Regions from separate parts of the Mus musculus genome. Here all the other regions are linked to region 2. The links are chromatin loops, found by intact Hi-C in ENCODE. Cell type or tissue: heart. All regions are shown on one strand.

The links. Peaks named below come from ENCODE experiments on the same cell type or tissue, not always from the same donor. Only the 100,000 strongest peaks of a DNase experiment are listed, where the experiment ranks them.
Region 1: a loop joins it to region 2, with 2.2 times the contacts of the local background. A loop is called at or near these places in 2 of 42 quality-filtered maps.
Region 3: a loop joins it to region 2, with 2.6 times the contacts of the local background. A loop is called at or near these places in 10 of 42 quality-filtered maps.

Annotation. Positions count from the first base shown.
Region 1 is chr14:67,366,430-67,374,429 of GRCm38, reverse strand. It overlaps Ebf2 (early B cell factor 2), which reads right to left. Exons shown (of 16, transcript NM_001360202.1): 7 at 2,656-2,737. All of the region lies in intron 3 of 4930438E09Rik (RIKEN cDNA 4930438E09 gene), which reads left to right. Among named protein-coding and RNA genes, the nearest start is that of 4930438E09Rik, 27 kb to the left of the region's middle. In heart, CTCF peaks have their summits at 3,082 (motif pointing left) and 6,403 (motif pointing left); a DNase peak (open chromatin) is centred at 2,129; H3K4me3 peaks cover 865 bases; H3K27ac peaks cover 567 bases.
Region 2 is chr14:67,268,318-67,276,317 of GRCm38, reverse strand. All of the region lies in intron 6 of Ebf2 (early B cell factor 2), which reads right to left. Among named protein-coding and RNA genes, the nearest start is that of Gm52149, 7.5 kb to the right of the region's middle. In heart, a CTCF peak has its summit at 3,895; DNase peaks (open chromatin) are centred at 787, 1,617 and 3,997; H3K4me3 peaks cover 881 bases; H3K27ac peaks cover 1,860 bases.
Region 3 is chr14:67,596,563-67,604,562 of GRCm38, reverse strand. No RefSeq gene overlaps it. Among named protein-coding and RNA genes, the nearest start is that of Gm24981, 34 kb to the right of the region's middle. In heart, a CTCF peak has its summit at 4,635; a DNase peak (open chromatin) is centred at 1,402; H3K27me3 peaks cover 1,421 bases.

The DNA of each region.
Region 1 (8,000 bases), 98 kb before region 2:
CTGGAATCAGAAGTGATAGTCACACAACGCTGCCAATGTGTTAAAGTCACCGGCACTCACTCACTAATGTACTCACGATGGAGATGTGTGTTGTACGTGAACATCACCTTATAATGTAAATTTAGAATGTGAAATAAAATGGACAAGTGTGGTTATGTCCGCCCTGGAGATAACAGGGTCCTGAAACTTGAGAGCTTTTCTGTTCATCCATGAATGAGGAAGCTAAACCACACCCTGAAAGGCTGAGGAGCTCTGGTGGCTCTGAAGTCAGCACTGTTAACTCTAAGCCAGAAAAGCACATTAGCAGAGTAACGCTCACATAGCAAAGACCTGCAGAAACAAGCAACACTGGCGTGTGTTTGCCTCAGGAGGACATTTCTTTTCTTTTGCTTTTTTTCTTTTTCTTTTTTCTTTTTGTTTTTCGAGACAGAGTTTCTCTGTATAGCCCTGTAGCCCTGGCTGTCCTGGAACTCACTTTGTAGACCAGGCTGGCCTCGAACTCAGAAATCCGCCTGCCTCTGCCTCTCTAGTGCTGGGATTAAAGGTGGGTGCCACCATGCCCAGCTCAGGACATTTCTAAATTGGGGGTGGCAGTGAAAAATCAGAAGGGTCCAGTACATGCACATCCCAGTTCTTAGAGGCTCTTCAAATGAAAAACGCTGCCCGGTGCAGCAGCATAAGATAGCCTGAGGATCGAAGCTGCCTGCTTCTGTTTCTCTAGCCTGTGTTTCTTCCAGCAGTGTAGCAAATATTTACTCCTGGTGGCAATATGAGACTCTGTTACTATGCACTTTTCTTTAGAAAAAAAAATTTATTTAACTTTGTAGTAACATTTGGAACCCTGGGTATGGTAAATTTCCAGAGCTGGGGCCTTTCTGCAGATCCCCAAGAAGTCGGACTGCATTTCTGCTTGTCTTCCTATGACTCAGCAGAGAAGTCAGAGTGAGAAGTGGAGAGAAGCAGACAGCATTAAATATTATCATGACAACTGTGTGTGTGTGTGTGTGTGTGTGTGTGTGTGTGTGTGTGTGTGTGTTGGGCCAGGCAGTGGTAGTGCAGATTTAATACCAGTCCTCGGTGAGGCAGAGGTAGGCAGATCTCTGAGTTTGAAGCCAGCCTGGTCTACAGAGCAAGTTCAAGGACAGCCAAAGCAACATAGAGAAACAGTCTCAAAAAACCAGAGATAGATAGATAGATAGATAGATAGATAGATAGATAGATAGATAGATAGGGTAAGCATAATAAATAAATAAAATGTGTTGGTCATGGCACAATAACTGGATACCCATGCTGCGGTTTGCAGCGCGGTGACTGCAGGATGGACGCTTTTAGATGCATTTGCCCTGGCCTACTGAGTACCCAGCACTCCTCAGGACTTTTTCTTTTTGTTTGACTTCTCTTATCCCTCCCTCTGTTCCCTTCTCTTTTATTTACTTTCTTCTCTTCTCAGTACTGAGGGGTTGAACCCAGAACTCCCCTCGCCAAGCAAACACTCTCTCCCTGAGCCACACCAAGGGCTCCTGTTAGTTCTTCAGCATTTCTGTACTCCAACACCCTTTTGACATTTGGCTTCACCATAGACACTCTCCCAAGTACAGGCGGGAATGGTCATAACTGCTGGGGTCCAGCATGAAGTAAACAGATATCACACAATTGCCCATTTCAAGGCTATCACAAAACACAAACCCAGAAGCTTTGGCGCTTGCGCACCCACAATCTCGGGAGGGTCTGTGACCAGTCCTCCTGGTTATAATACCTTCTTTCTTGGAGCAGGGTCAAGTTTCCGCATCATCTAGAACCTTCTCTCTCTTGAGGCACTAGTCTAGCCAGCTCTGGGTTTTTGTTTTTTTTTTTCCACCCCATTGAGTCACGTGCTCCGGCGCCATGCTTTAATACATTCGGATTCTCTATAGGGAACTCTAGAGAGCTCCACATGTATGGCAGGCAAGGATGGCAGAAGAGCCATGAGTTGAGTTAAATACAGTCCTTCTGATCGTCAGAAAGGGAGCCAAGCAGCTGCACTTGCTCCCAACTCTAACCAAACACTCTGCTCCAGCTCTGTTTATTAGCTGTCTCCTCAACCCGATCAGTGGCAGAGGTGATGAAATCGGAGGCAGATTTCACTGTCAGGCAGCTGGGTCACCATCCCCAGGGTCTTGTTGTCATGCTGCATTCTTAAAGTGACCATGGCTGCTTGGGTTGCTACTTTCCAACAGGCTGAGAGATCACCGAATAGTTAACCGGTGGAAAAAGAAGGACAGGGCTGTGGCTTGCAGAAAACACATAGAGAAGCAGCTTTGAAAAATCCCAAGGTGGCTGAGTAGCAAGAACATGGCCCCTGCTGCGGGCAGCTGTGAGCGCGAGGGGCAGCCTGAGGGCTGGAAATCAAATCTCTGGCCCGGGCTGGTGCCTCTCCCATGAGGCTCTGCCAGGAGAGGCAAAAAACCCTAAACACTACAAAATGAAAAAAAAAGCCTCCATCCTGGTAGAGGGAGGTTACCATGTTATCTTTTGTATCCTTAACGCTATCAAGGAGGGATGGATTGGGGGAGGGAGGGAGGGAGGGAGGGAGGGAGGGAGGGAGAGAGAGAGAGAGAGAGAGAGAGAGAGAACAGGGTGACTTATTTAATAGGTGTGATCCTCAGGGCCCCTTACCTGGAACCGCCTCATGTCCCTTGGGTTTCCCGCTGTTTTCAAACAATTCTGATTGCACTTCAGGAAAAATTTTAAAAAGAATCTGTGAAGAGAAAGCAATGTGTTAGTTTTTTTTTTTTTCCAGTAAACATTTTTAAACGAGAGACTCTATCTGTGTTCTATTAGATTTGATTTGAGGAGGAAAAAAAAAATAGGTGATTGTGTTTCAGGTCTGGGGAATTTCAACCAGCCATGCCTGGGAGAGGAACATTGCTGACCCTCTGTAATTTGCAAATTTGAATGTTTTCGATGGCAAGCTCAGAGCCCCCTTGCTCCATCACGGTGGGGGGTTGTTAAGCGGTTCCCAATCTGGGCTCTGGTCCGCACACCCACCCACCTTCAGTCTGCAAAAGAGGCCTCTGAATACAGCAGTGGCCCCTGCTGGACAGAAAGTATCACTCTGGGTTAAAAATGACAGGACAAGGCTCAGAACCTATGACATTCCTCGTGTCTGTACCTTTGGTTGGCCACACAATACCTTTATGCTCACACCTAAAGGTGGTCTCAGAGTTTCCCACGACATGTGCAGAAATAATAAAATACTATATAATTATCTAAAGCTCAAGTCCACCGGGCCAGGATACCCCAGGCATTCATGATTAATAGCAAATAGGAAACGGCCCCTCAGTCCCTCCAGAGACGATCCAGACTAACTCAAATCACAATCTGTGGTTATTGTTTGTAAGACATGATTTTTCTTTTTTGAAGCCCATATTCCATTAAATGATCTGTGTCATTGCAAAACTGGGCATCTCGCTCGAGCCACACAGTTGCACCAATCAAGAAATATGGCAAAAGGAACCTTTGCAGGAATTTGCTTCATTCCTATTTTAAAATTTTTTTGTTTCAAAATAAATAAGTTTTTCATTTATTTCACTTGCAGAGTCCTTTAAAAAAAAAATCCAGCTTTTGCAGTGCTGAAGTCCCAGGTGAGCTAGGCCTATTTCCCTTTCTGTTACTATGACAACGAAATTTTACCGCAGTCCCAAGGTCCCTTCAGAACTCTCGCATCTACGCCTTGAATTAGAACTTTAAAGGAAAAGATATACATTTTCCCCAGGATTTACCAATAAAAATAAGTAGAAATGAACCAGTCTTAAGAAAATTCTGTTTTAAAAGCACGGGTTGGTGAGAGGCTCTTGACATGACCTTCTGCCTGTTTTGTTGTTTTGTTTTTTGCTTAAAAAAAAAAAAAACAACCACACAAAAGAATTTGAAAGCACTCCAATTAACTGTATGTTTCACACACACACACAAAGCCAATGAGAAGATGCCAGTAAGGTAACAGACCGAGGGGGAGAGTTGATCTCTTAATCTCTGCTAAAAACACTGGGCAACACACTCCCAACCCTATCTATGAATAAGGTTGGATTCAAATTTGGAAATGACGGTTAAATTTTTTCCATTATTTAACATCTGGTTTGGGCTTGTCTCTAGGGCTATCTTGTATGGGGTATGTGGGAGGTCAGACATGACTTTCTGTGTCATGGCGGTGAGGGGGTGTTGATCAAAATTCTCCAGAAGGACCACGCAAAGAAATCAGTTCATTGCTGTGCACAGGATGGACCGCTTATAACCTGCCCCAGCTTTCAGGAGTGCAGGGGATGTCTGCTTGGGCTCACTTGGGTGGGCTTAGGAGGGAGGCAGGCTTTTGTTTAAGTCGAGACTGAAAGCAAGCATTTTTGTTCTGGGTGGAGAAATGCATCCCTTATAGTCACCAGCCATGAGCACTCACAAACCCTCAGAGCTGCTTCCGAGGATCTACTATGGTCTTGCCTTGCTCGCTGGAGCCTCTTTCCAAACAAGACGCCCACAGCTACCCCACACCATATCTGCTCCCCAACACACACACCTGCCAGAGGTCATTTACATTTTTCCCCATGTCAAAGCCAGGTTGAGTGCATCTTCTCATTTGCTCCTTGGTTTTTGAAGTTTTGCCTTTTCAACAACTGGGCTCCAGAAAATGTGTTCTGCGTGCCCCGTGCGCACTTCCCTCTCCTCCCCCACTCCTGTTCCAAAATAAGATCTGGTGAAAGCATTAATGTTCACCGAGCCATTACTACGGGGACGGTGTGGTAGGTGGAAAAGTGTGAAAGAGATAAATGTTTACATAAAATCCAGTTGATTTAGGGAAACACTCTGCCTGGTGAAAGGCTTTATTCATTTTAAATTAGAACCCTAAACAGTTCTTCGGACGGAAAACACCCAATTTTGATTCTCTTGCTTGTCTGAGGGCTGTTTGTAACCTATATAGCAGACCCCTGCATACCAAGGATGTAGCATTTGGCTCACAAAGGGGGAGAAAGAAGCAGTGGAAGAGAGGAGTGGGGGGATGGGGAAATGTTACATTATTAAATATATAACTGCTAAATGGATAACACTGGAAGTGCTGCTGTGGATGTTTTTATATGTGAATTTAAAAATTAATTAAAAGAAATTCTAAGGCTTACAAACATGGTCAAATCTTCTCTCAATATTTTACTGATGACTTCTGTCATACATAAACACACATACACATGCGTGCGCGCGCACATACCACATGTATACACACAGAGATGCACACACACACATACCACATTCTCTCTCTCACTCTCTCTCTCTCTCTCTCTCTCTCTCACACACACACACACATAGACCACATGTGCACACATACAGATACACACACATGCACACACACACCCTTTTCCCAATCGCTTGGTGCAAAACTCTTCATGATCCATATCATTCATTAGCCACAGAGTAACTTGCAAGGAACAGATTCTCTCAGAATCCCCTGAGTCTTGATCCCTCCAAAACCAGAGGTGCCTGGAGAATGTCAGCCCTCTCTATTCAGAAACAGAACCCCCCCCCACAAATTCCAAGATTCAGACCAAATGTGCTGATTCTCCTCAGAATGGGAGTGGTTTCCACTTTTTCTAAACAACAGTGACTTCATGAATATTATAAGCACTTAGCATGCTGCAGTTTGCCAGCCTTCTGACTACATTCCTAACTAGTGAACCCAAACAACAGCAAGGGTAGCCTTGCTTTTGCAGAAAGAGGTTAGGAGATGTGGGGTCAATGAGTGGACTCCAGAGCCTGGCATTCCAGCCGGATTCCTAGATCACTGGGGCAGTGCCCTGTCCCAGAAGGCTTTGCTCCACTCTAACAAATACGTGCTAGAATTGAGCTAGCCTTGACCTTGTGACTAGACCCCTCCCGCCTTTCCTGGGCCTTAGTTTCTCTGACTGTTTAAGGAAATGTTTAACTGGATTAATCTGGTGTTCATTGCAATATCCATGTTCTATGATAGGGAAAATTAAATAAAGGGCAGAAGTGAGAGCCTTCCAGAAAGAGCCGCTTTGAGGTAAGAAAATACTGATAACAAAAGAAAAGAAATAAAACAGTCATTAAAGTCCACTGTGATGTAGAGAAATTTAAAATCCATGAGTTGTCCGTGTCTGGAATTTTCCATTTCATATTTTTGGGGCCACAACTGATCATGGGTAATTGATACCCAAAAAAAGTGAGGCCATAGAGAAAGAGATACTATATTGTACTTGGTATACAGGGCATCATTTTAAGTCTCAAAACAATTCTCTCCGAGAAGAATCATCTCATGAGTCACAGAAAGGAAGGCCCCAGGTATTTGAGGAAACTATCAGGGATCAGTGTGGACATAAAATTGGAACCTGGTTCTCTCTGGCAACCAGCGCCATCTGGTGCTCTCTGTTCCTTACACAGTGGTGATGGCTCCATCATCACCAGCAAATACTTTAAAAAAAAAATTTCAAAGGGTCAGCATCATAATAGGTAAATTACATCTCAATAAAGCAAATTTTCTCTCTCTAGAAGGCCATCTACTTAAGGGGGGGAGGAGAATAAATAAATGAACAGGGTAATGAGGAAGGAGGAATCTGGTACCCTCCCATGAAGGTACACTATACCCAAGAAGAAAACATTAGGCCAAAGATGGTCACCAAGGAAAACACCCTTGACTTTGAAAACCTCTGCTGGTTCTGTTTCTTGTCTCGTTGATTAAGTGTGTTCTGGATGCCACCAAAGGTCACACACAGCAGCAAAGGTCTTGACCTTGTGAAGCACACAACCAAACTACTCAGAATGTGCTTTTACTCCAGGGTCTCAAATGATTCTAGAAACATCTAGACATGAGTCCAAATAAGATCAAAGCTTATTACATGGTATTCAAGGAAATATGCCTTCTCCTTCCCAATCTCTGGGATATTGGGATATTCTGCATTGTTTAAGAACACGATGACATTCTCAGATGGCTTAAACTTGCCTTGACCCATCTTGAATAGAAATTGAATTTCAAACTATTGTACAACAGAGGTCAAAGCTAATGCCTAATGGTTGAGGCAGATGCACCACAAAATCACAGGGAAGACAACTATTGGGCATCCTTTTCAGACTCCAGGACTCTGAGCTCATATTTGAGGATCCCAGGCACTGTCCTGCCTCTCGGGGTTTATGGAAGAGACTGTTCAGTGTACCTCCAATTTTAAAATCTAAGATCTAATTCTTTCTTTAAATTTTCTAATACCAAGCCTTGTCAGTCACCCATCACAGAAGACTCAGGAAAAACCATGTACAGCTGTGCACACCAAGGAGATGCACATGAGTAACAGCTGTCATCACACAGAACTATGCCTCATGTAAAATAACTCCCTTTGAAGCTTCATTCCTGACTCCCTTCAAACAGGAAAGTCTAACTTTGTATGTTCTCAGATTCTGTCATGACATAACCATGTCTCATATGCTATAGACAAGATAATGCCACACGTGCTCAAAAGGCCAAGCGCAATGATGCTATACCTACTGCATAGCCACAAAAGCAGGCAGAGTCTCTAAGCTGAGCCAAATGTCTGGCTACTGTATTCTCATAGATCATGTGGATATATAAAGGGATGTGCCCATGGATTTGTGAGGAAGATACCTTTTTTATCTGGATTAGCTATCAAAACCTTTTAAAAGTCCACTAAATTAAAATTCAGTTGTTTTTCATTGTTCATGTGTGATCCAAGAAAGACAATAGCCCCTTTCCTTTAATGCATTTCAGCTACTAAATGTATGGATGGCCACACCAGATGGCAGAGTGCCAAGGAAAAGGGATGGACGGGTCCTCTCTTCTCCGAGAACTTTTCCATATAGTCTCCTCTTTCAGGAGATCTAGCAATCGAGTCTCTAGTTTCAAGGTGAGAAGCTGTGCTGGATGGACACATGGACCCCGTTGTTAGTGCTGAGAAAGCCTTCGTGGGGTTGGCTTACCCTTGTGACTAGCGAAAAACACCAGAGTGCTCTCCCTA
Region 2 (8,000 bases):
TCCTTGCAGCAGTACTCAGCAGGCATTCTTTAAGCACAAAACCCAGAAGCCCACTAGCAAGGCTGGTGTTGGCATTTGTGGAACAGGGCATACCGCCAAGTCCCTGCTGCCCCTGGTCTAAGAGATTGGGGGCATTCTAATCTTTGCATCATGGCTCCTCAGAACCAGTCACTTCTATTCCCTTTGGAGGGTCACGGCATTGCAGAGGGAAGAACACAAGACTATTTGCTGTGCATTTCTCTCTGTCCAATCTGATGTTGCTACCATCAGAATGTTCTTGTCCCTCCACCTGAACATGAAAGGAGATCCTAAAGGAGGTACTTGTTCCCTCCTGAGACGGGATGGAAAAGCAGGTTCCAGAACGTACCATACCACAAAGGCACCAACTGCCTTAAAAAAATAATCCCCACCAGGTATGCAATAGCAGAGAGATCTGTGGCCTTTTCCTGCCTATGATCTAGACACTTCTCCCGCAAGTCTTAATATTCCATTTTATTGTTTGTTTTAGTTTTGAAATAGAGTCTCACATAGCCCAAGCTGACCTTGATCTCACTATGTAGAGTAACCTTGAACTTCCAGGTGTGCACTAGCACTCGGTTTTATTTGCTGTTGGGGATGGAAGCCAAGGCTCTGCACATGCTGGGTAAGTATCCTCTCAGCTGAGCCACACCTCCAGTGCCTCGGTCCTGATGTGTTATTGGAGCAAACGGAGCAGGGCAGGACGAGTAGAGAAGTCACCAGGCTGTTTCTAGTCTTCTGCTTTGACTCACCACGTGACCTTGAAGGAAGTCCAGGGCCTTGTGGCCTCTTATAGACTCCGCTCAGAAAAAGGACTCACTTCCCTATCCATTCCTATGTGACTCACTTCCCTATCAGCTCCTATGGGAAACCAGAGATATCATTTGCTTCCCTCAGTGGCCCTATCCCATTGGATATGGTTTGCTCTCCACTTCCTTGGAGCTGTCTGTTGCAAACTCTCTGATCCAGAGCTCACGTATAGAAAGTTTTAAATGTTTATAAACTCAAAGCAGGTGTGTCAAGAGATGGACGACAACTGAATCAAGCAAAACAGAAGTACAAATTCAGAAGGAAATGAGCCTGGGACTCCAGAAAAGCCTAAGACACAGCAGGACAACACACTATGAAGCCACTGAGTGGGAGCTGGGCTGGATACTAGGACTGCACTGAGACCCTGGATCTCATTCACATCTCAGATCCCTAAAAAAAAAAAAAAAAATCACTTTCCCATATTCTTGTAGCTTTGCAAGTACATACGCACACACACATACCGTGGAGAAAGAAGGTTCTGACAACACTCAAGCCCAGCCTTGTATAACATGAAAAATAGACATCTCAGGTCTGTATATGTGTGTGTGTATGTGTGTGTGTGTGTGTGTGTGTGTGTACACACACACACACACATACACACACAACCACACAACCACATATAGTCTTACCAGATATCTCAGCAGTTCTCTCTGCAAAGAAAGATATGGCCGCATAGTTTCCACGTGAAACAGTTTCAAACGTCCTACATTTGGGCTGTTCACAGAGGCTAATATTTGAATGCACTTGGGACACTCTGTCCCCAATTCCAATGTAATCATCATGACCAGCAGGGCCTGGGAGATCTTTGAGGTCAATATTAGCTTTCACCAATAGCATACAAGATGGACTGAAGTGACACCCGGGGGTGAGTCTATTTTTACCAAGTAGTATTTACAACACACTCTCCTCTCCTAGTTTATAAGCTCAAGAACTTTGTGGAAAATCACGAGGGCCCTAGCGTGGCCATGCGTGGGCTTTCTCCCTCTGGTTGCTAGATTCCACGTCTACCCTCTTCCCTTTCTGTATCTGAGCGGCAGGCAATACTGCAAAGCCAACTCTACCTTTACCACAGTGAATGTGTCACCTGAGAAGGATCTGGAAAGGTTGAGTTCCATAGCCATTAAATGTATGTCCCACGGCTGATCGAGAGCAACAAGCCAGTCTGCTGGAGCCACTGTCAGATAGAACAGAGGTCACCGAAGACCTCAGGAGGCGTACAGCCCAGCATCCGACATGCCATCCAGCAACACAGTCAAATAAATGAATTCATAAACAAGCATTTTATATAAAAATCAAGAAAGCATAATCTGGAGATAACTTGAGACTTGCTATTTTTCCCTAAGTATTGGAAATGTTAACATCAATATTAAATCAGCATTTTATCATCTGTGTTCGTCTTATCCTGGGACATTTGTTTTCCCAGAAACTAAAACGGAACGAGGGCGGGAGCTACTCTGTGTGGAAATGCAGAGTTTATTGACCACCTCTAGTATAATCTAGCTAGCTTTGGTCCAGTTTCTCAACTTCCCAAAATCAATTAAAAGTGAAAAAAATAAAATAAAAAACAATAACAGAGTATAGATGAAGTTGTAGATCCAAAGCTTTTACGCCAAAATGCTTGTGCGTTTTTGTTTTGCTTTGTTTTGTTTTGTTTTTAATATAACATGCTTAAAAACTGAAAACGTTTTTTGGATTGCTTACATACTCTGAAGTGCTTCCTGCCTACATATCCTCAGAACTCCCCAGGGCTTTGCCTGGACACATGGAAAATTTCAAGTTGAGCCATTTTTAAGTTATCCATGAGTGAAAGCAAAGGGGGGGTGGGGGGGGCGCATGAAGTGGGAGTTGGAATTTGTCATGAAAGAAGGAAAAGGCATTTTGCTCTTTCTCTTCTGATCCTTGAGCTCTTCACAGCGGCTCAGCATGATTTCCCCGATTTGTGGGGTTTTGTTGCGGTGGTTGTTGCTGCTTTTCCACAAAGCACAGAATCACCTTCCAGCCGAAGCCAAGTATGAACGGATTCAGTGTGCCGTAAGAGAGAGCACCAGGGAGTTCTTCAGGCACGTCTATTCGGAACCATAAAACTAGCATTACCAGACGCAAATCAGATCACATGTCACAGTGATAGATAACCGCCCAAGTCATAAAGCAAACACGTACTTAGTATCCATCAGCCAGAAACGTGTGTGTGTGTGTGTGAGTTTAAATTTTTTTATTTTGAAGCATTAAACACAGAAATAATTTTGTCAATGAGGGGTATCACTGGAACAGGAGCAAGCAGTGCAAAACACTGGCTTCCTGGATATAGATACTCCTAGGTGCTGTCTCTGCCAACTCTGGTAATCTGTAAGAGGCTCACTGCCCCCTAAATGAAAGTTTCCGAGATTCTTCACAAACATAATATCCATGGGGTATCATGTACAATCTAGTGATGATGCCAATAATGAACAGCTAGGGTAGAAGGGAGTAGACAGTCCAAAACGTTTGAAAGTCCATGGGCTAAACAAGTTAAGTACGGAGGAGAAAACCAAACTAGTTTACAGGGAAACACCTCGCTCAGAAATGTAGTTACTGAGTTCATGAATCTCACATAAATAGCTGTAGACGCTGCTGACTTCCTAAGCCAAGGGGGAAAACATGTGTTTGAAGAACAAGGAGAGAAGCCAGAACATGGAATAATTGTCTCACTGGACGCCCTCGGCTACAGAGACTGTTGGCTGAGACTCCCATTAAGGAGAAATGGAGAAAATGGATCAGAGATACTGCCCAGCCAGGATGGGAAGAGACTTTATTTTTACAAATAAACGTGTCTAAGAGATAGGCTGGACATCAGGGAGGAAAAAAAAGTGGGGAAACCCAGAAGAAAAAGGAGCCTGAGGTCATGAGGCCCTCCTGTCGCCAATGGAGGCTGTTGGGGAAGAGAAAGCAAATATTGGCACTGTATGGCTGCGGTGAGTTTCCCACTTCTTCAAATATAACTTTGTGACTGTGTTTAAGAGAGTTGCCCACTGTTATTGGTCTAATGAGCTAACTCTGAAATCTGAGCTAAAGACAGCTCCCTAGTGGCTGCTCACTGTTTCACAGACCAAAAGGAAACTTCTTTCAGGGGCCCATCAGGGCGAACCACTGCTGACAGCTTGGAACGGCACAACACAGATTTATTTCGCAGACAGCCACAGACAGGAATTTAGCACCCTGTGCTGGCCTCCTGCTTAGAGGAGAAGGTGTTAAAAAGCAACCATGCAGAGCCCTCCCTTGAACAAAACCCAGTAGCGACTAATCAAGCGGTCACCCGTTCCCAGCAGAAAATACCCAGCGATGTGGGACTGAGTGCAGGAGAGGGGTACAGGATTCTGACAGCTGCTGCTGGGGGCCGAGGAGGTGGAGTGTGAGAGCTGCCTCTGAGAGCTCTAAATATTTTGCATGACCTTTCAACTTACAAATTAATTGATTTATAAACAACGGCAAATGCTATTTATTTATTTATGACATCTTGGAATGCCTTCTCTGGATCCGAGGGCACAGCACTGTTCTCTGATGCCGGCGGAGATTTCAGAAACATCCAGTTGTGGGCTCAAGTAGGCATCAGTGAGCAGCTCTTTACCTGTCTATTCAAGAAACTTCCCCATGCCTACCAGTTCGTGCATACAATTGTCTGTCAGCCTTGTTTTCTGTGTGTCTTGTATATGTATTCATGTGAGCTCATTCATGTGAGTTCACACGGAAGGAAGGAAGGAAGGAAGGAAGGAAGGAAGGAAGGAAGGAAGGAAGGAAGGAAGGAAGGAAGGAAGGAAGGAAATATAGACAGACTTTAAATGCTGCCCTTATCTATACTAACATTTTTCATAAATAATCTCTTCAGATCACTTCTCACCATTTGAATTCTTGAACATTGGCAATAATAACTATTAATAAGTAAACACTGGTGAAAGCGAATAAATAGGTAGTAAATAAACAAATGATCTGATACTCCTTTGATTGATGTCACATGCAGCAATGCCTAAGGCAGAGATGGCCACTAACACAAGGCTCAGCCTCCCAGCAAGTCTTTAAGGAACGGAAACATGAGAACTCATGGAACAGCTACCATTGGCTCAAAGGACTCCTGGCAGAACCAAGCTCAGTTTGTGTCCTGCCATAGTAGGCTCCTCTCAGCAAGGTAGCAACTTTCAAGAAGGAAGAACACTTGTTTAGAGTTTGGATATTTGGTTTTGCCTTTTTTTTCCTTTCTTTCTTGAAGTTCTATGTTATCCTCTATCTGGGACATGTAGGTAGCCCAAAATTTGTTTGTTTTTTAGTTTTGGTTTTGGTTTTTTTTTTTTTTTACAACAATGATAAACACATGGCTGGACAAGGGTCATCTCAAAGCCCGGTCCTCGGGGGCTACTCTCTCTCACCTTACTGTGGGAACTATGCAAAGGGAACCGAACCCCAGGGAGCTACAACCTCAGGAACAGGGCAAGCAAGGATAGCAACTTCCTCACCTTAGCAAGCCAGACTCCAGGGCTGAGCAGGGAACTCGTTCCTGTTTATTTTTCTACTTCGTCCACATCTTTGCAAACATGTGAGAGGTCCTGGGTCACTGATACTAGTTAAAGGATTGGAGCTTTAATTTTGTACTTGAAATTAAATGTGGGGCAGGGGTTGGTGTGGAAGGAAGAGAAGCCATAGGTAGACTCCCCAAACTTCCTTTCCAAGGAAGGCTGCCCCATTTTCGACAGACATAAATATGAGTGCTAATGTTGACATCGATTTTACTAGGAATATTACAGTAAGTATATTTTAATGTAAAATAAAATGAGATTTAAAGCAATACAAAGAAAAATGTAGCCAAAGGTAACCAACTGAAAATCAGCTAAGGAACTTTCCCTAACCTTAAATTGAAAGTCTGGAGGCTGGGGATGTGGCCCAGCTGGCAGAGTGCTAGCTTAGTTTGTATGGAGCCCTCTGTCCCTCTGTCCCCAACAGCGCATAAACCAGGTATGCTGGGGTTTGCTGGCAATGTCAATACTCAAGAAGTAGAGACAGGAGAATTAGAAAAGTTCAAGGTCATCCTTGGCTACATAGTGAGTACTGAGGCTAGCCTGAGCTACATAAAACTGTTCCCAAAACAGCAAGATGTTTGGTACTTATTCTGCTTATTCTGTCTGTCTGTCTGTCTGTCTGTCTGTCTGTCTGTCTGTCTCCCTCTCTCCCTCTCCTCCTCCCTCTCCCCATTCTCTCCATCTCTTCTTCCTCTCCCTCTTCCTCTTTCTCTCTCTCCCTCTCTCCCCTTCCCTCCTCCTCCTCCTCCCTCTCCCTCTCCTCCCCCTCCTCCCTCTCCCCCTCCCCCTTCTCCCTTCCCCCTCCCCCTCCCCCTCTCCTCTCCTCACCACACATTCTCTCTGGGCATCTCATATGACACAAGCCCCCTTTTCCTACTATGTTTCCATTCCCAGTTGAACTCTACCAAGATGAAGATGAAGCATGCTCCAAAAGTCAGAAGACAAGGCTGTGACATTTCTACCAATGGACATAGCTACCCTCCCTCTTCCTGACCTATGTCCCTGTGTGCACTATGCCTTTGGGATATTTTCCACATTTGGGGTGCTTTCCAGATTCCTGGCAAGTGCTGCTGCTGCTGACGCGACAGATGAGAGGAGACACCCTTGCCTCCTCACTACAGTAGGCTCTGTGTGTGTGTGTGTGTGTGTGTGTGTGTGTGTGTGTGTGTGTGTGCGTGTGTGCGTGTCTCCAGCCTTTGCAGAGAAACAGCGCTCCATGGTACTGGCGCTCTGTCATTTACTCATTGTGCAAGTGACCACTGATACCTACGCTGTGGGAAAGACATTATCCTGCCTCAGCGGTTCTCAACCTTCCTAAAGCTGTGAGTTTTTACTACAGTTCCTCATGCTGTGGTGACCAAGCATAAAAATTATTTTCATTGCTACTTCATAACAGTAAATTTGCTACTGTTATAGAAATCATAATGTAAATATTTGTGTTTTCTTTGGGGGGGGTCGAGACCCACAGGTTGAGAACCACTGTTCAAGATGTCAAGGCTAAGCCAAAGTTACTGTGTTGCTATCTGTGCCCCACCCCATAGCTTAGTAGTAGTAAGAGTCAGGGAGAGAAAACAGACAATGGGTAAGTTAGTAAAATAGTAAGCATATTAGTTGTTGATATTTTAAAGTCTGAGGCAGACACTCAGGATGTAGAACCTTTGTAAGTTTGAGGCCAGCCTAATCTATATATTGAGTTCCGGGCCAGACAGACCTGTACAGTAGAACCTTGTCTCAAAACAAAACAAAACAAAACAAAACAAAACAAAAAGCTAGAAAGACCAGAGAGAAGATTCATTGGTTAAAAGCACTACTTTTCTTCCAGAGGACCTAAATTCAGTTCCCATACCCATCTCTGGTGACTTAGAACCTCCTGACGATTCACTGCCTCCGGCCTCTGAGGGCACTGTATGCACACGCATATACCCACATACCATACAGACACATTCATACACAATTAAAAAAATAAACTTTCAAGTGTTGAAATCATTAAGTCAGGAAGAGGATTGGAAAGTGCTGGATTAGTAGGTACAACACTGAAGTGATCTTGAAACAAAGACCCAAAAGACACAGGGCTAGTATATCACAGCATAACATACTGTCCCTGTTACATGGTAAACACACAGTAACTAATGAGATGTCCGGCTCGCTTGTACCACTGCAGTCACAGTGTGCATGTACAAGATACCTGTATTTCATTTTTCTTTCAGATCACATTATGCCACACCCTTTTCTGTTTCTGCTGTCATCCACTTCACCCCTGTGAGTCTTTGCTGGCTTACCCAAGGGTTTTAACTATGCTGTAGGTAATGCCTACTGAGTGTCTATGCTACATTAAACCCGTCGAGGAAGAAACATCAAGTTGGTGGGGAAGCAACATCCGCTGTGTCACATGGGTCTAAAGTCCATCCTTCTCTCCAGCCACTCATTTCCCTGTGGTTCCCAACGTTAAAAGCTTAAGAGCAATCCCAGTCAGAACTTGGATGCCTCTCTTCCGACACCCACACACACACACACAAATAATAAACAGATGTGCTCCATTCAGGACTACTTTGAGTCCCTGCATTTTCTCATATGTTCTACCTAAAAATTACATTTCTACTCGCTATTTTAAAAAAAAGAAAAAAGAAA
Region 3 (8,000 bases), 330 kb before region 2:
GGTGGTGAGCGGTTAATTACTTCATGCCTCAAAAATTCTTCAGGCTCCACAGTGTAGACCAGAGTTTGGAAGGGTTTCCTTCCTCGTCTTTGCAGGGTTTTTCTCTTGCTTTTGGAAAATTAAATGTTAGAGGCAGGGTCAGTGAAGACAAATAAGAGCTAAAAGGCAAAGAAAGGGTTGGGTGGAGAGGAGGCAGGAGGATGCTGCAGGTTCAGAGTGCTTTGCAGCATCTGAGATGAGAGAAGGAGTTTAAAACAGTCTCCTTTTGTATAGTATACTTCAGCCCTTGATGATAGGCATTGTGGGAGGTGGGAGGTATGGTATGCTGACTTCTGGGAAACACTGAGTTTTTGTTGTTGTTGTTGCTCCACACACCCTTTTCTGTTTCTTTCCCTCCTTTTCCTACCACCCTTCTCTCCTCTCTTATGTCACTTTTGTCTACACCCAGAAATAGGGTCCCGTTTGAAAGCTGGACCCACTGGGCCAATGCTGGGGTTCTTTAGGGAGTATTGGAACTCATCTTGTGGGGGTAGCTTTTACCTCTGAGACAACGTGTCAACATCTCTTCTTAGGGATTCCTGGAGCCAAGGCTCAGCTCTCATGGCCAGCTATGTTTGCCTTCAGCTCTCTATCCAGCTTCGTTCCTGTAGGCTGAGGTAGAAAGGAGGACTGTTGCCTTAACCTGCCAACGAGTGGGGAGTGCTTTTTAGCTCCTAGTTGGCCAGCTTTGTGGACAGAATCAAGCCCACCTCTATCCCAGAACCTTAGGAAGCCTGCGTTTTCCAGTACAATCTCTTGCACGGAAAGATTCCAGATATCTCTTTGTTTTATGGTAGTGAGCCAGACAACCCATCAAGGGTCTACAGAGATCTTTGCTTGTTTGGTGTTACCAAAATGCCAAATGCTGTCATGAGGAAGTTTTAGCAAAAACATTTCCAAGCCACCATTATATGCATCTTTGCATCTTAGGAAAAGTAGAGCCTTTGCATGACTAATGACCTAGAACTTTTGTGCCCCATTGGACCATCAGAGGCAATACCAAGGGGACAAAGGTATGGTGAGAGGGGCTGTCAAGGATGGTAGACATCCATTTGGATCCATATGACAGGAATGGCTTCTCATTACGAACATGACATAAGGGGATTTCTGTTGGGAGCTGCGGACTAGCAAAGTTTTTCTCATCAGGCATAAAACATGTTCATTAAACCGCTTTCTGTTTTTTTTTTTTTTTTTTTTTTGTATCATAGAAATATTCTGAACAGCATGTCATAAGAAATCAAAGCTGGCTGCCCACAGGCTCCAAGTTAGAAAGTCTCCCCCTCACCCAAAGCCTAGTGACTAAGCACCGGCCGACAGGACCCGGGTGCTAAGATTGCCAGAAAATGAAGCACTTGACCTTTGGTGTTTGTTTTGCAACTCTCAAAGAACAAGAGGGAAGTTTTCTGAAATGTGTGCTTCAGGGTGCAGTGATGAAACCATTGTTGGCTTCCATTAAAAAATCCTGTTCCACTGGAGAGCAGAAAACTATTTCCTTTTGATTACCACAAATGATGGGAGGCTTGGCTAATGCCTGACAGAGCCAGGTAGCAAGTTTCTGCATCCTTGCTAGCAGGAGCCAGCATTCTCCTGGAGGAACACTCAGTCAATTCTTTGGGTTAAGCCAGACTTAGCCCAGCATTTGGAAGATGGAGGAGGAGGTAGAAACCAAGGCTTGAAATAAATATTCCCCCCACCCCCCTGTTACTTCAAAAAACCCTAATGCCTTTCTCTGCTAGAAAACGTTGATCAGAAAAGAGCATTCTGAAGGGGGTGGGGGACTAGGCAGGACTTGGAGGAGAGATCGAAGGAGGGTTGGCATATGTAAACACAGCACTCATGAATGAAATTCTGAAAGAAAAGGGGTGAGAGGGGGAGAGAAGATTTTAAGATGAGTTAGGAAGAAATATTTGGGTGAAAATAAAGGAACTAGATAAAAGATCAATTAACTCACCAGAGATGGTTAAAACAAAACAAAACAAAACAAAACCAAACCAATGGAAATGAAGCTATCTGGAGGATTTACATTTAGACCTTAATAAAAACAGCCGTGAGTAGGGCTTCGAAGGACAGCCCCATGATGATGACCAGCTGAGCTCCTGAGTGAAAGAACACAGAGTTTTCATGTTGTGTAGAAGGTGTCTGAATTTAGCTAAGACTCTTTCTTGTTCAGGTTATGGGTTAGCCATGAGAGCGCTGCCTCACATAGTGGTATCTGGCCCCGGGGCAGGGGGCACTGCTCTAACATGCTAGAGAGAATGAGCTTATAGAGAAAGGGTTGACTTGGGCCTTAGAGGTCCAGGTCCATGGTTGCTAACGGCACCGTCAGGGACTGTGTGGTGATGAAAACCACTCACTTCATTTCCAGGGAGCAGGAAGAGGAAGGAGCAGACTACAGATCTGGGAGAAAGCAAAAGGCTTCTTCAATCCCAGACCCGCAATGACCCTGAGAAAGTAGTCGCACAGACCCAGAGCCCGAGCTCTTACTGCCTTGCTGACATCTGACATGACATCTAGAACCAGGGTAAGAGTGACCAAGTGCCTGGGAATTTTCTCCAGTCTGCGGTGGGACCTTCCACCTTCCCCTGCGGATATGAGAAGGCCTGCCTTCCAGAGATGACCTGGACTGGGCAGGTTCTTGGTGTAGGGGAGTATAGGAAGGCAGGCTCCTTGAAAACGCTTCTCCAGTTGGTTCTGCAGGTGGTGTGCAGTGTGAGCACTGAACACCTCGAGGAGGAGGGCAGAGGGAAATAATTAGGAATGGGGCGTCCTCCCCAATGCTTCCAGGGCAACTTCGCTATTTCACCTTGGGACACAGGTTAATGTGGTTTTCCAACCATCTGCACAGTGCAACCCAAGCCGGCCCTTTAAGTACTCAGTGCTCATCTAGACAGCAGATAACAGCATCTCAGGAGATACCTCAAGGTAATAGACTTCATTTAGAGAGAGGAGGAGAAAAAAATGAGAAAGTCTAACTAACTTTGAAGTGTTGATATGGAACCATAGTGTAAAGTTATATTACCTTTTCCCCCTGAATCCTAGTTGGATAGACCCCAGCTAATATGAGGCAAGAGTACAGTCCTGCTTCATAGTCCTTAGGGACCTTAGAGGCCCTGAAGGGACCACGTCTTTCAGGCAGCGCCCTGGATTGAGGTCAGCAATCCAAGAACCCAGAGAGGCAGAGCGGGTTGCTTTGCTCCTTGGAAATAGAAAGAAAAGAGAGAAAGAGAGAGAGAAAAAACCCACATGGCTGCATTGTCTAAGCTTGTGCAACTGTGGATGCTACTGCGTTCCTGGGTACATCTACATACCCGTGATTACGTGCATGCCCCTTCACTTAGGAAAATAATGAATGCAACTTGAGCTAAGAAGTCCTTAACTCTTGGGTTCTGTTTCCAGCACTTTTTGACTTTATAGAATGACTTGTGCCGGACACTCACACATGCTGCTTACCTGCTGCTCCCGAGTGCTATGAGTAAAGGCTAATAAAGTATAATCACAACGTCCTAAAAATGTCAAGTCAGTGCCCCTTGGGCCTCCCGTAACTATTCTCATCTGCAAAATGGAGCTGGTAACTGTGCACCCAGGCTTCCTAGCACAGATGTTGGGAGGCTGAGCTACAGAACATCTGTAAAGCAGTTTTAGACTTCGGAACGTGGGAACGATAAATGACCATAACAGCTATTTATCATGCAAGAGGGGATGGCGATATGTTCTATAATTCAAGCCCCACTCCTCTCGTCTTCTAGAAATGGTTTTTCCCGAGACTGAGGCAGGCCATCAGTCGATGCTCACGAGTACAAAATGCAGGGAAAAGAAGGGATTGTGTTCTAAAACCATGGCACCCTGAGTGAAAGTTAACTCTTGGGAAGGACGTGATCTGCACGCAGTGGCATCTCTATGCTGGATGAAGGATGGCGCGCTCGCTACTGCTGAGTTATATGCGGGAGTGAAGGTCAGCCTGAGGACCAGCCTGGAGGTGGTCTCAACTGGAAAAGTGCTTGGGAACTTTTAGCAGGTCAGGGGTGACCTAGCAGGAAAGGGCTTCAGACGATGGCAAGTACATCATGAGTGAACACCGAAGAATGCAGCAAGGTTAGCTTAGCTCCCAGCACTTCATGGAAAATCAACTAGCTAGCATCTTGATGTGTGTGGGTGTCCAAGGAGAGGCAAAACAGCCATCCATGTTCCAAGTCAAGTGAATGACATTGGGGACAGCATTCTCTGAAAGAGATTCCTTTTCCTTTTCCCTCCAGGGTCTATTGTCTTCAAATAAATGCAAAGTAAACATGTTTTTGTTTTTGTTTTTCAAATTCAATGTCTATGCCTCAAGCACCAGAATGAGAATGGGCTCTGTCTGTCCTTCAGGGGCTGCCAGTATCGTAAAGACTCTTCCACAATTGGTTACTCAGGTTAAAATAACTGCCCCTCACTTTCTCCCCCCACCTCCCACTGACGTCATCAGAAGGTCAACATCACTCTCCTAAGAATCCCTTTCCTCTCTGCAGAACCTTCCAAAGTCCCTCCAGTAGAGATCCCCCTGATGCCTACAGGTTGTCTATTGGCTGCCATTGTCCTTGCCCTGCCATTACTCCTTGCTGCCACACGGTGCCACTGTTGAATATGGGCGCAGACCAGAGTGGCTCCTTTGGGGAGGGTAAATCCAGCTCACTCCCTTCCCCAAATTGAGCCCCAAAATTCCCTTCTAACTCTTCCCCCTGGTTTGTCTGGCAGCCTCAAGGGACGAGTCAGTTGGGTCTGTACACACAAGTCCTCCTCTCCACTCTGATCTGCACCAGGTGGGTCCCTGATGGGCTCATAGAGACTGTCCTTGAACCCCAGAAACAACAGGACTTCTTACCAGTCTCTCCATCCACTCCTCTACTCTCTTTAACACACGTCTTGAACTTAGGATGTCTTCGACCTAACTCACTCAAAGTAATGGCTCTCCTTTTCCATTGACAGAAACATTTCGCTATATAAGGAGTGAGTCACCTCTGAGTCAAAGAAAAGTAGGACAAGAATGACCTCCAGGAGTCTACCTGCTTAGTGCAGGGAAGACATGGGCTACATCTTCAGGAGTGCCTACAAAGGAGTACATTAACTTAGTCAAGGAGGATTACAAAGGGGGAGTGGTTGGGGCCGTGATGAAGGAAAGGGACCCAGTGGGGAAGGCACTTAGCTGCTAAAGGATTTTGACAGTTGAATGTAGTGGGGAAAGGGTATTGCAGGCAGAGAACATAAAGATGGCGCACAGACACAGGAAAGTATGTGCTGTAATGGGAATACAGCAGCCATCTCAGTTATGCGGACTTTTCTGCCCTATAATGTGGGGGCTATGAAGAGGAAAGATGAGAGAGAGTCCAGGGCTGGGTCTGAAATACCTTGCTGAAGAGTGCAGTCATCTTCCATACCCTTGGAGGATTTGTTCTGAGCCTTTCAGTAGATGCCTAAAATAGCACATAGCATCAATCTCTGTATTTGCTATCTTCTTTTTGTATGCCCACCATTGCCCCACACTGGTTCATCATCCTTATGCATTTCATTCTCAGGCGCCCGCTTTGTACCACTGCTCTTGTGTTTTGGGGGGGGAAAAGATTACTTGAATACAAACACTGCATCATGAACAATCAATATGGTAACCCAGATAGCTGAGAGATGATTAACAGTCAAATAGTGTATACAGCATGCAAATGTTGAACAAAGTGATCACTCATATGTCAAGCAGGATGGAGCAGAATGATGTGAGATTTCATAAGCTCTAAAAACACAATTTAAAACATACATATCATTTATTTCTGGAATCTTCCAAGTAGTATTTCCAGACTCTGGCAGACTATGGTAGCTGAGATCATGGTTAAGAAGGGACTACCAAAGCCGGGCGTGGTGGCGCACGCCTTTAATCCCAGCACTTGAGAGGCAGAGGCAGGCGGATTTCTGAGTTCGAGGCCGGCCTGGTTTACAGAGTGAGTTCCAGGACAGCTAAGGCTACACAGAGAAACCCTGTCTCGAAAAAACCAAAAAAAAAAAAAAAAAAAAAAAAAAAAAAAAAAAAAAAAAAGGGACTACCAGGCAAATGAAAATCATGGACACCCATCTATTCTTTTCAGGGTACCACATCACTTGATGAGTTCAAATAAAGAATGGCCCATTCAAGGAACAAAGATAACAGTTGAAAACAAAAGTTGAAGTTGAACATAGCAACACGTGCGTGCAATCCTCAGCACTTGGGAGGCAGAGGCAGGTGGATCTCTGTGAGTTCCAGCTTGGTCTACATACTGAGTTCCAGGACAGCCAGGGCTATATAGAGATACCTTGTCTCAAAAAAAAAAAAAAATAAAATAAAATAAAAAAAAGAAAGCAAAGTTTAAATGGAATTGCCTTAATGTAGATTAATCGTTAATTTTATTTGAGAAAAAGCAAAACCAAATGTCCAGAGAACACAGTCAAGCATATAGATTTGGGTGACTCGGGATGTTTGTGGAATTTCAATAAACCACCGAATTAATAAGTCTACTCACCCCCGTTAATTTATTTTTGAGTTGTGTAAACAGTCACTACTTCAGTGTGATGTCCTTGAGACGAATCTTTTCAGTTTTCAGAAAGAGACATTTAGAAGAAAATGACACAAATATTTCCTTCCTCAAAACACCTTGTTGAAGTTTCTCCAGGGACCTAAGCAGATGACTTGGAAGTTCCTTAACTCTTGAAATGAAAGGCCTGTTCATGAAAGAGAAGCTGAGTGCCAAAGATGGGCTGGTTCTCATACTCACACTAGACAGGAGTGAAAATGGTCTCAGGTAAAAAACGTTCTTTATCCCTGCTTCCTGGCACACAGCTGCCTCACATTCAGATGCACCCAGAGTCAAAGACAGCAGCCATTAGAAAAATTAAAACCCCATTGACAGTGCCTTGTAAAGAGTCTTAAAAGTGAAGACTTTATCAGCAAGAAAGGTAGCATCTTTTGCTTGTATCATTTGGTAATCTGTATGTCTCTGCCTCCATCTCTCTGTGTCTGTGTCTGTGTCTGTGTCTGTGTCTGTGTCTGTGTCTGTGTCTGTGTCTGTGTCTGTGTCTGTCTGTCTGTCTCTCTTTCTTTCTGTCTCTCTCCTCTGTGCATGTTTGGATGGGTGCACATCTGAGCATGTGGAGGCTAGGGGACAACTTCAAGTATTGTTCCTCATGTGTTTCCCACCTTCTCTTTTTGAGACAGTGTCTCTCACAGGCCTGAGATGATTTGTGTAGGATGTCTGGCCATCCACCAACCCCAGGGATCACCATTCTCTCCTCCGCTCTGGGATCGCCACAGTGTGGCCTTTCTCTTGTCCCTATTCAGTTTGTTTTTTGAGACAGATGGATAACCTGTAACTTGTTACATAGACTAATCTGGCCTCAGACTCAGAGATCTGCCTGACTTTGATGCCCATGGCCTGGAACTAGGGGTGTGTGCCATACCTCGACTTTTTATAAGGGTTTTTTGGGGGAGGGGAAGGTGTGTGTGTGTGTGTGTGTGTGTGTGTGTGTGTGTGTGTGTGTCAAACTCAGGTTTTCATGCTAGCCAGACAATCGCCTCACAACAAAGCTACCTCCGGAGCCCCTGAGAAACTGTTTTCTAAACGTTTTCTTCAGCCAGCATCTCTTTTACTCCTCGTGGTTATCCCGTGAAGAAAGACAAACAGTCTTAATTGTGCTCACAGCAGACATAAGCGAGGTACTGAGTGGGAATCGGCCTTATGCTTGTGAGCCAGGAAAGGCTTGGAGCCCAGGACTCTCCAAGCTCACCTGGACATGTGCTTCCCGCAGCTTCTCAGCTGTCCCACCAGATTGCCACTCTATTGGATGGAATTGTTTTCTTGGGGTGGGGATTGTATCTTAACTGCCTTATTATGCTTTTAAAGTACTCTTCGTTCAACAGGTGTCAAGCAAATGCCAATTAAATAAACATACTAAACCTTGATGTCTAA